Linked DNA regions of Homo sapiens: all the other regions are linked to region 2. The links are chromatin contacts, found by Hi-C in ENCODE. All regions are on one chromosome and are shown on one strand. Each heading gives the region's core, a stretch centred on a gene start or an enhancer-like site at or near the end of the contact. The rest is flanking DNA. Distances are from core to core; before and after follow the strand shown. Region 1 overlaps DNAH6 (dynein axonemal heavy chain 6). Region 2 overlaps LOC105374843 (a long non-coding RNA gene). Region 3 has its middle 31 kb from the start of KCMF1.

Region 1 (3,495 bases), core at 34-2,533, 1.2 Mb before region 2:
CATAATTTTTAAAAAAGAGAGAAAGAACAAAAAGGAATTGTCCATGGGCACTCTGCAAATATTATTGCAGATATATAATCTGTCTTCTAGGAGGGCATCCAAATCCTTGAAAAACCTTGCTAAGAATAACAGACGATGATCTCAGTACTCCTCCACCTCCCATGAAAAGGGGAAAAGTCATCACATTATTATTACATTTTTTTGCCTCTCAGAGCCTCAGGATTGACCTCTCTAAAATGTGAATAATAACAGCAATGTATAGAGTGTTTTTTAGAATTACCTGGTGAGGATGTGGGACATAGGAAGTGGCTCACACCTGCTGATCCCTTTTCCCCCATCTCACTTTGAGACTTGTGGGTATCTTTCAGTTGCCCTCTCCTGAGGATGGTGTTCTTGTTCATGGGATGTTCATGGATGCTTCTCGATGGGATGATAAGGAGATGGTGATAGAAGATGCATTGCCCGGACAGATGAATCCAGTGCTGCCTGTGGTGCATTTTGAACCACAACAAAACTATAAGCCAAGCCCAACACTTTACCACTGCCCACTTTATAAAACAGGAGCCCGGGCAGGAACACTCTCAACCACAGGTGAGGATGTTCTTAAGATTAGTTCAAATAATGACCAAATGCAATCTTCAATCAAAGTCCAAACACTAAGCTGTGATTGGCTCAAGATCTCCCTTGGGCCAATAAACTAGACTTAAAATGAAGCCACCTATAACATACAAAATTCGTAAATGTAATTATAAATTCTATTTGTTCTGAGTATAGATTAATATTATAGAATTAATTCTTGCTTCTATTAGAATCCAAGGAGTAGAAAATAGAGTTTAACAAGTAGAGACTTCCACTTTCAAAATGGCGGCCTGAATAGACACGAAAATCTCTTTTTTCTCACTAAATCCATTTTTACTCATCATAAAAGAAATTTTAAAATAAATGAATAGGCCGGGAAAGGTGGCTCACCCCTTTAATCCCAGCACTTTGGGAGACCGAAGCAGATGAATCACCTGAGGTCAGGAGTTCAAGACTAGCCTGACCAACATAGTGAAACCCTGTCTCTACTAAATACAAAAAATTAGCCAGGCATGGTGGCGGGTGCCAGTATTCCCAACTACTTGGGAGGCTGAGGCAGGAGAATCACTTGAACCTGGGAGGCGGAGGTTGCAGTGAGCCAACATTGGGCCACTGCACTCCAGCCTAGGTAACAAGAGCGAAAACTCCATCATAAATAAGTAAATAAACAAATGAATAAATGGACAGCCCTGATGCAAAACTCTGAGTGCATCTGAAACTGAGATACAGCCCTGAAAAAAGAAACCAGACAGAAAGAAAGCCACCTCAACAGATACACCAAGGGACAGCTGAAGAATGAGAAGAGAGAATGAACTGGGAAAATCGCCTTGAATACAGCACAGTGAGAGGGGAAAGAAGTGACCCTGTGGAAGGAGCCAGAAATTGCAACATTTTTCTTGTTTTCTAGGTAACCTGAAAGGAGAAAATAAAGAATGGAGGAGAGAGAATGTTTGAAAAAATAATGGCTGGTAATTTCCCAAAACTAAAGAAACACTTGAATCATTAGATTGTGAGGTCTCACAAAGTGGAAGGAATGATTTTTAGCAACCTACAAGTAATCAAATCTTCAAAGAAACCTAGATATACCAAAGTGATACTTAAGACTGTCAGAGACCAAAAAAAAAAAATGCTCAAAATAACCAAAGAGAAGAGACAATGTATAATATATGCTGGAACTGAAATCCCAGAGAATGAGAATCAGATTGATATCAGTCAACTCCCATTATCCACCGTGCATATAAAAAGATAATGGAGAATCACCTTCAAAGGGTTGAGGGAAAATACCTTTGAACCAGAATTCAAAACACAACCAAACCATCTTTCAAAAGGGAAGTGAATAAAGACAGTTTTGAACATACAGAGGCGCTAAATTAATCATCACTGACCTTCTATTTTGAAAACAATCCAGCTGTCTAGCCAGGTGTGGTATCATGTGTCTGTAGTCCCAGCTACTCAGGAGGCTAAGGTGGGAGGATCACTTGAGCCCAAGAGTTCAACACCAGCCTGGGCAACATAGTGAAACCCCCATCTCAATTAAAAAAAAAAAATCCAACTGTCTTTGTTTGTGTTTGTGTTGCTATAAAGGAATACCTGAGGCTGAGTAACTTTAAAGAAAAGTTTATTTGGCTCATGGTTCTGCAGGCTGGTGCCAGCATCTGCTTCTGGTGAGAGCCTCAGGATGCTTCCACTCATAGCAGAAGACAAAAGGGAGCTGGTGTTTAGAGGTCCCATGGCAAGAGAGGAAGTAGGCAAGATGGGAGGGAGGCGCCAGACTCTTTAACAAGCAGCTCTCGCAAGAACTAATAAAGTGACAGCTCACCCCCCATTCCAAGGAGTATTAATCTACTCATCAGGGATCTGACCCCCATCAGCCAAACACCTTCCATTAAGCCCCATCTCCAACATTGGGGATCAAATTTCAACATGAGATTTGGAGGGATCAAACATCCAAACTATAGAAGCCTGGCATAAAGAATTCTTACAAATCAGTAAGGAGAGGGGACCAACAAACTAACATTATCTGAAACTGTGACAGAAACCCCATCTTGTACAAGGATCAAAAGAAACTCTTTTTCAGCTATTTAAAAGAGGGGTAGTCCTATGTAGTAGTCATCAATGGCCACTAATATCCCAAAAAAGAAAGACAATCAGACATAATGTGCTTCCTGATAGAAGTACCTACTACCTAAGAATTATTCTTGCCATAAAACTCAAACCTGCCAGCCTGGGCAAGATGACGAGACCCCGTCTCTACAAAAAATACAAAAATTAGCAAGGTGTGGTGCACACGCCTGTAGTCCCAGCCGCTTGGGAGACTGAGGCAGGAGGATCGCTTGAGTCCAGTTCAAGTCTGCAGTTAGCCATAATCAAACCACTGCACTCCAGCCTGGGCAAAAGAATGAGACCCTATCTCAAAAAAAAAAAAAAAAAAAAAAAAAAAAAGGGAAAAAAAACCTCAAACCTGAATGTAGTCACGCCTCTAGATCTAACCACCCCTTACAGGAAGAGAGGAATATATTTAAAATCACCACAGCAGTGCTGTCATAAAATCCAGATTCTGGGAAACTTAACAGGACAAACAGTCTGGTTGTTTCAACAAATATATTACAAGGGGGCGGCAAAAGAAGCAGAGGGAAACCTACCAATTGAAAGATTTAAGAGACACATCACTGTTGCAAGATATGAAACTCATTTGAATCCTGGTTATTAAGAAATTATTAGGCTGGGTGCAGTGGCTCATGCCTGTAATCCCAGCACTTTGGGAGGCCAAGGCAAGCGGATCATTTGAGGCCAAGAGTTTGAGACCAGCCTAGCCAACTGGTGAAACCCCGCCTCTACTAAAAATACAAAAATTAGCCAGGCATGGTGGTACGCACCTATAGTCCCAGCTACTCAAGAGGCTGAGGTAGGAGAATC
Region 2 (3,060 bases), core at 271-2,770:
GGATCACAAGGTCAGGCAATCGAGACCATCCTGGCTAACATGGTGAAACCCCCTCTCTACTAAAAATACAAAAAATTAGCCGGGCGTGGTGGTACGCGCCTGTAGTCCCAGCTACTCGTGAGGCTGAGCTAGGAGAATCACTTGAACCCAGGAGGCGCAGGTTGCAGTGAGCCGAGATCATGCCACTGCACTCTAGCCTGGGTGACAGAGCAAGACTCCATCTCAAAAAAAATAAAAAAAAATTAAAAAATTAAAAAAGAAGCTGAGGGGCTGGGCGTGGTGGCTCACGCCTGTAATTACAGCACTTTGGGAGGCCATGGTAGATTAATCAGTTGATGTCAGTAGTTCCAGACCAGCCTGACAAACATGGTGAAACCCTATCTCTACTAAAAATACAAAAATTAGCTGGGCATGGTGGAGGGCACCTGTAATCCCAGATATTGGGAAGCTAAGGCAGGAAAATCACTTGAACCCAGGAGGCAGAGGTTGCAGTGAGCCCAGATCGCGCCACTGCACTCCATCCTGCGTGACAGAGCAAGACTCCATCTCAAAAAAAAAAAGTAAGCTGAGGGCTCAAGGGCCACACAGGTCTTCAAGAGGCCCAGCCCGGGATCCGCACACCCGAGAACCCTGTGCTGAGTCAGGATCCCCTTCTGTGGACACAAGATAGGAGTGGTGCTGTCAAGAGGAAGTTCTAAAAATAGACCCTAACATGTAGGGCAGAATATTAGTGGTTCTGAGAACTAGCAGAATCAGAGGCAGAAATGAGACATGTGACCAAAATGAAACCCCACAGCCCAAAGGGTATCTCCCTGGCTCCCCTGGGCCCTCTAGAAAAACTAGCAAAAAACTAGAAAAGCTAGTAAAACTCTTATCATTGGAGCCAGTGGCATTATTGGCCTCTATCCCCACTAAAATGTGAGTAACTTCAAAAGAAAATGCTCTTTTTTTCTTCCTCCAAAAACTTAAAGTGTAACATGTATAAAGAGAATGCATCTTTTTTTTTTTTTTTTTAAGACAGAGTCTTGCTCTGTTGCCCAGACTAGCATGCAGTGGCACAATCACAGCTCACTGCAGCCTCGACCTCCTGGGCTCAATCGATCCTCCCACCTCAGCCTCCTGAGTAGCTGGGACTACTTCCCTAGGGGTCCTAAGGAACCCACCCAGGGGTGTGCTGGGCAGTGTGTAACCACAGCTCTCTGAAAACAAAAGCCCTTAAATCCCTGATGGGTAGAATTGCCAGTTCTCATGGTGTCCCTACTCCCACCATGGTGACCAACATGAAGGTGTGGACGTGGAACTGTGAGGAGAGGAGCATGGTCAGCTTTTTTGAGCTGGTATGAGCTAGCTTCAGCACATCACTGCATCCCCCAGATGTGAAATCTGAGGAGTAAATATCCAGGAATTCAGAGAAATCCTGGGAAATTGGGCACGTCTTTCCTTTCTCAATAGTTCCCCAAAAGATGAGAGGAGCATCCCTGGCTGCAAATCAGGTAAGTTCCTCTCAGGGTGCAGCTGACCCTGATTCCCACCTTGAGTCCCTTTTGCAATGGGGAGGAAGTGAGAGCAGTGGCTCTACCCAAACCAAAGCTTGGGGGTGTCGCACCTTGGGTGGGACTGGCTCCACAGTGTACCAGCTGTGTGACCCCGGCTGAGTCTCCCTGACCTCCGGTTGTTTCTCTGCAGAATGAGTGGGCACAAGGAGGATGAAGAGGGCTCGGGGCACCGCCTGGCATGGATGATGCCATCTGTCAAGGAGAGTCACTGGTAGTGTTTGAGTCCTTAAGCGCACTCACTCCAGGGGAAATGGTGAAGTGGATGGCCATTGTCCTGGGAATCTTTGGGACTGTACATGACGATCATTGGGGCTCTTTTGTTTTTCTAGCCCATCAATGACTGACTTCAGACCCAGCAGAATAAGAAAGCCTTAAACTAGTAGCTTTATGTTCTTTTTCTGGATCTTCCTCTAAATTCTGCAAAGTAAGTGGCAGTGATCCATTTTATAGATGAAGAAACTAAGGCCCAGAGAGGCAATATCATGTCTGGCCTTGCTTCTCTGTGACTTATTTGACTTCTTCCTTTGGAGACCCTGAGAGCCAGGCAAACGTTCTCTAGGACAGACAGGCAGGAAGGTCAGAGGTGGGGGTGGAGGCACTGCTTCCACCCCACCCCCTGCAGAAGAGGCAGGAGTCAGCTGGGACAGAAGGGGCAGACCTGTGAGAGGCCTAATTACGCATCCTCTTTCCTGCCCTCCCTGTGGCATCTTTCCTGTTCCTTGGGAAACACTCTAAGATGGACATAGGTGGGCAGACAGTTTATTGTGTGCCCTGGAGTCAGGACACACAAGGAGAAGGAGGGAGTGGCGGTGGGAGAAACTGGGCTGTGATACAGTCCCAACAAAGACCTTGGCCAAGCCCTGGAGGAGCGCTGGAGCTGGGCTGGACGCTGACAGCTGCCCTGAGTTGGGACAAGAGTACCTGGCCTTTATGCCTTTATATTGACCAGTCATTGGATTTGGGCTGAATTGCTCCCAAAGAGGGCTTAGCTGAGGGACAACCACTGGGGTGCAGGCCCTTCAGTCCTGGAGGAGTCTGGGTAGCACCATGCCTAGTCCAAGTGGAACCGGTGTCTCCACGAGAGGCAATTTCCCTCTGAGTCTTGGAGGCCACATTCCTGAGAGAGAGAGTGTCATGACCCCACTCACTTGTCTGACCCAAGCTACCCAGGTCAAGGGGCACTGGCCAACCCATGGATTGACCAGTGTTTAGGTGAGGCATGCAAGAGTCTCCAAGCTAAATTAATTAATAAATTTAGAGACAAGGTCTCACTCTGTCACCCCGGCTGAGTCTTGTCATTCCTACAGGTGAATTGGTAGAGGAGGGACACAACCTGTTGGCTTCAGTGTGGGAAAAAGGTACAAAGAGGGCATGTGTCACCTGTCTGCCTCCCTCTCCCAGGTGAGCAGCTCCTGAGGAACGCATGCCTGGATTCGGGATCTCATATAGTGTCTGCCCTGGGAAGGCCCCCAACAGCTCCACCCTTTCCTGAAGAAGAGGAAGG
Region 3 (3,285 bases), core at 269-2,768, 1.1 Mb before region 2:
AATAACTATGTGATAAAGGCAAACTCTTGGCCGGGCATGGTGACTCACACCTGTAATCCCAGCACTTTGGGAGGTCCATGTGAGAGTCCAAGAGTTCAAGACCAGCTTGGGCAACATAGTAAGACCCCACCTCTACAAAAAATTTTAAAAATTAGCAGGGTGTGGTGGCACACGCCTGTGGTCAGCTACTCAGGAGGCTGAAGTGGGAGGATGCCTCATGAGCTGTGGTCACACCACTGCACTCCAGCCTGGGAGACAGAATGAGACCCTGTCTCAAAGAAAAAAAAAAAAAGGCACACTCCTGAATCTAAAGAAGTACAACTCTTTTTTATATAAGACCAGAAAAAAAATAATAAAACTCTATCCTGGAGTTTCTTATAAAGATGACACGTGTGATTTATTACTCATTTAAAAAGTGAAACCAGAGGAGAAACATCCTGAGGTAAGACTTTAACTGAACCCTTATGTGGTATAACAGACCTTATTTTTCATTTCATCACGCTACATGCTAAGTTAGAAACAAGTTCCCATGCATGTTAGGGTACATTTATATTTATGCCACAGTGTCAGAGTCTACACAGTTATTTTTTTCTTTTTTTTTTTTTTTTTTTGAGACGGAGTTTCACTCTTGTTGCCCAGGCTGGAGTGCAATGGCACAATCTCGGCTCACTGTAACCTCCTCCTCCCGGGTTCAAGCAATTCTTTTGCCTCAGCCTACTGAGTAGGGATGCCCGCCACCATGCCCAGCTAATTTTTGCATTTTTAGTAGAGATGGGGGTTTCACCGTGTTAGCCAGGCTGGTCTCAAACTCCTGACCTCAGGTGATCCGCCCACCTCGGCCTCCCAAAGTGCTGGGATTACAGGCATGAGCCACCTCACCCAGCCGTGTCCACAGTTTTCTAGTTTGCTGAGCTGCGGACCCACCAGCAGGTCTGCAGGGAAGGGATGTTCCTGGTAGAGCTCCTTAGGCCTCCCTCAGATCCATGGGATGCACTGGGACTGTTCCTTTAGCTACACAGATACATGACCATGTTCATCCTCTGCAGTTATTTAGTTATTACCCCAATCTTTCAGTGAAGTCTCTGCTAGACAAATGGAGTTGTAAGGTGACCTTGGTGTGACGGCAGGGGTAGTGATTATGATGGTGGTGATGTGAAAGGGTAGTGGTGAAAGTGAAGGGGATGAGGGTAGGGGTGGGGGGTGGTTACTTAAGGCTGCAGTCTGCAGTCTACTGCCGTGGCTGCTGAGAACAGTCTCTATTTGTCTGCCGTCAGTCTATCCAGATCCTTCTACCTGGGGGAAGATCTGGACTGGCCAAGCCTGGTCACATGGCAGCAACCAGGTTGCAACCAACAAAATTTCCTCTCTGGAGGGAAAATTAATCTAGATTTAGAAACTGCCAAGAGCTGGGTTTCTCAAGCCACCTTGGCCTTGAACTTCCTCCAAGGGCGGTCATCAGCAAGGGTGTAAGAGGTACTTGGGAGCCTGCAGTTGGTGGAGCTGAGATGGGTGTGGAGACCCCGCCTTTGTGATGGCCTGCAGGTTTCAGTTTTAAGCACGTGGCTTTAAAGGGGACTTTCCCCACCAGAGGAGGAAGAACTGACAATTGGAACAGCCCCTGAGCTTAACAAACTTTGCTGAAAGCAGCTACAATTGTCAAGCAATAAAGACTGAGATGGTAGAGTGTCCACACAGCTGCCGGCCGCTAGAGCCAAGACTGAAATCCAGAACCTTAGCCTGACCAAACCGGGAGTTCGTGAAAGCACAAAGCCTTCTGTGGGAAGGAGAAGGGAAATGAAAGCTAATATTAGGCTAAGCAGTTGTTGATAACGTTAAAAGTTTATGCCAAGTCAATGTGAAGAAAGAAATGACCAAAGATGGGCTTTCTGGTGGAGGAGATAAAGGATCATTGAGATGAAATGAGACCAGCATACCTTCCCTGAGATGCAAATTGCCCTCACCCCCCAATCTCAGCTAGGGAGACTGGGGGAGGGAGCTCTTTAAAAAATCAGGCCAGGCACAGTGGCTTGCTCCTGTAATCTCAGCACTTTGGGAGGCCTAGGTGGGCGGATCACTTGAAGTTAGGAGTTTGAGACCAGCCTGGCCAACATGGTGAAACCCTGTCTCTACTAAGAATACAAAAATTAGCAGGGTGTGGTGGCGCATACCTGAAATCCCAGCCTGTGCAACATGGCGAAACCCCGTCTCTACTAAAAATAGAAAAATTAGCCAGGCACCTATAATCCCAGCTACTTGGGAGGCTGAGGCATAAGAATCACTTGAACCCAGGAGGCGGAGCTTGCAGTGAGCCGAGATGGCACCACTGCACTCCAGCCTAGGCAACAGAGCGAGACTCCGTCTCAAAAAAATAATAAATAAGTAAATAAATAAACAAAACATAATAAGTTCAAAATTCCAATGGTAAAAAGAATACACAGTGGAGTTTCCCACTCTGGGACACCCAGTTCCCTTCCCCAGAGGATCTACTGGTTTCTTTTGTTTCCTTCCAGAGCTAGTTTATACATATACAAATTATATGAGTGTGTATGCATATATATACTTTTTTCCTTTTTTTCCTACAAAAGGCAGCATATTATTAATATAACAGGGTTCAGATACATGCTTTTTCATATATCAGGATATCTTGGAATGATCCAGATCAGTACCTAAAGAGGTTCCTCTTTTTTTTATAGTTGCATAGTATTTCTTTATGCAGTTGCACCATCATTGTTATTTATGTTGAGCACAGAGGTTACTTCCAGTCTTAGTTATTACCAACAGTGCTGCCATGCAACACCTTATACAAATGTAATTTCATACACATGCAAGGAAAGAAGCAGTCCTAGAAGAGAAAATGGTGGCAAAATTTTGTTAGTTATTGCCAAATTGCCCTCCATAAAATTTACACCAACTTTACCCTCCCATTTGCAATACAGGGCGGTGCTCCAGGTGTGAATGGAGACGACTTCGAGCTCACTGTGCTGAGAAACTGCTTTTCAGAGGGCTTCTACAGAGCCCACAGGTGAGTGAGCCCCTGGAGGAGGGGGCAGCTCTCTCCTTCCAAAGCTCTTCCTTTATACCTTTCTCATCTGAAGTTATGAAATTCACCATGGTCATTTGTTTAGTCACTCTCCCCACTCTGGCTGTGAACTTCTTAGGAGCTAAGATTTGGCTTTATTGGCCAGTGTGGTGGCTCACGCTGTAATCCCAGCACTTTAGAAAGCCGAGGTGGGTGGATTGCTTGGGCTCAGGAGTTGGAGACCAGCCTGGGCAACATGGCAAAAC

The links. Hi-C counts contacts between places; a loop is a spot of excess contacts on that map. Pooled maps may share reads with other maps.
Region 1: a loop to region 2 is called in a map with no recorded cell type, with 16 times the contacts of the local background. The contact joins two enhancer-like sites. A Hi-C loop is called at or near these places in 4 of 37 single-sample maps with no recorded cell type and 4 of 50 pooled maps.
Region 3: a map with no recorded cell type shows a loop between it and region 2 (7-fold over the local background). The contact joins two enhancer-like sites. A Hi-C loop is called at or near these places in 5 of 37 single-sample maps with no recorded cell type and 4 of 50 pooled maps.

Annotation. Positions count from the first base shown.
Region 1 is chr2:84,815,493-84,818,987 of GRCh38, forward strand. DNAH6 (dynein axonemal heavy chain 6) reads left to right here. Exons shown (of 77, transcript NM_001370.2): 76 at 369-591. Among named protein-coding and RNA genes, the nearest start is that of TRABD2A, 64 kb to the right of the region's middle. RefSeq lists an enhancer at 1,759-1,808 and a silencer at 1,959-2,108. Within about 2 kb of position 1,284, at least 2 of the 41 ENCODE cell types and tissues checked have a DNase peak (open chromatin) inside an H3K27ac peak, as active enhancers do.
Region 2 is chr2:85,993,456-85,996,515 of GRCh38, forward strand. The region is part of intron 2 of LOC105374843 (a long non-coding RNA gene); the gene reads right to left. Among named protein-coding and RNA genes, the nearest start is that of ST3GAL5-AS1, 110 kb to the left of the region's middle. RefSeq lists a cis regulatory region at 423-936 and enhancers at 677-866, 907-1,086. Within about 2 kb of position 1,521, at least 20 of the 41 ENCODE cell types and tissues checked have a DNase peak (open chromatin) inside an H3K27ac peak, as active enhancers do.
Region 3 is chr2:84,938,278-84,941,562 of GRCh38, forward strand. No RefSeq gene overlaps it. Among named protein-coding and RNA genes, the nearest start is that of KCMF1, 31 kb to the right of the region's middle. RefSeq lists an enhancer at 1,232-1,741. Within about 2 kb of position 1,519, at least 13 of the 41 ENCODE cell types and tissues checked have a DNase peak (open chromatin) inside an H3K27ac peak, as active enhancers do.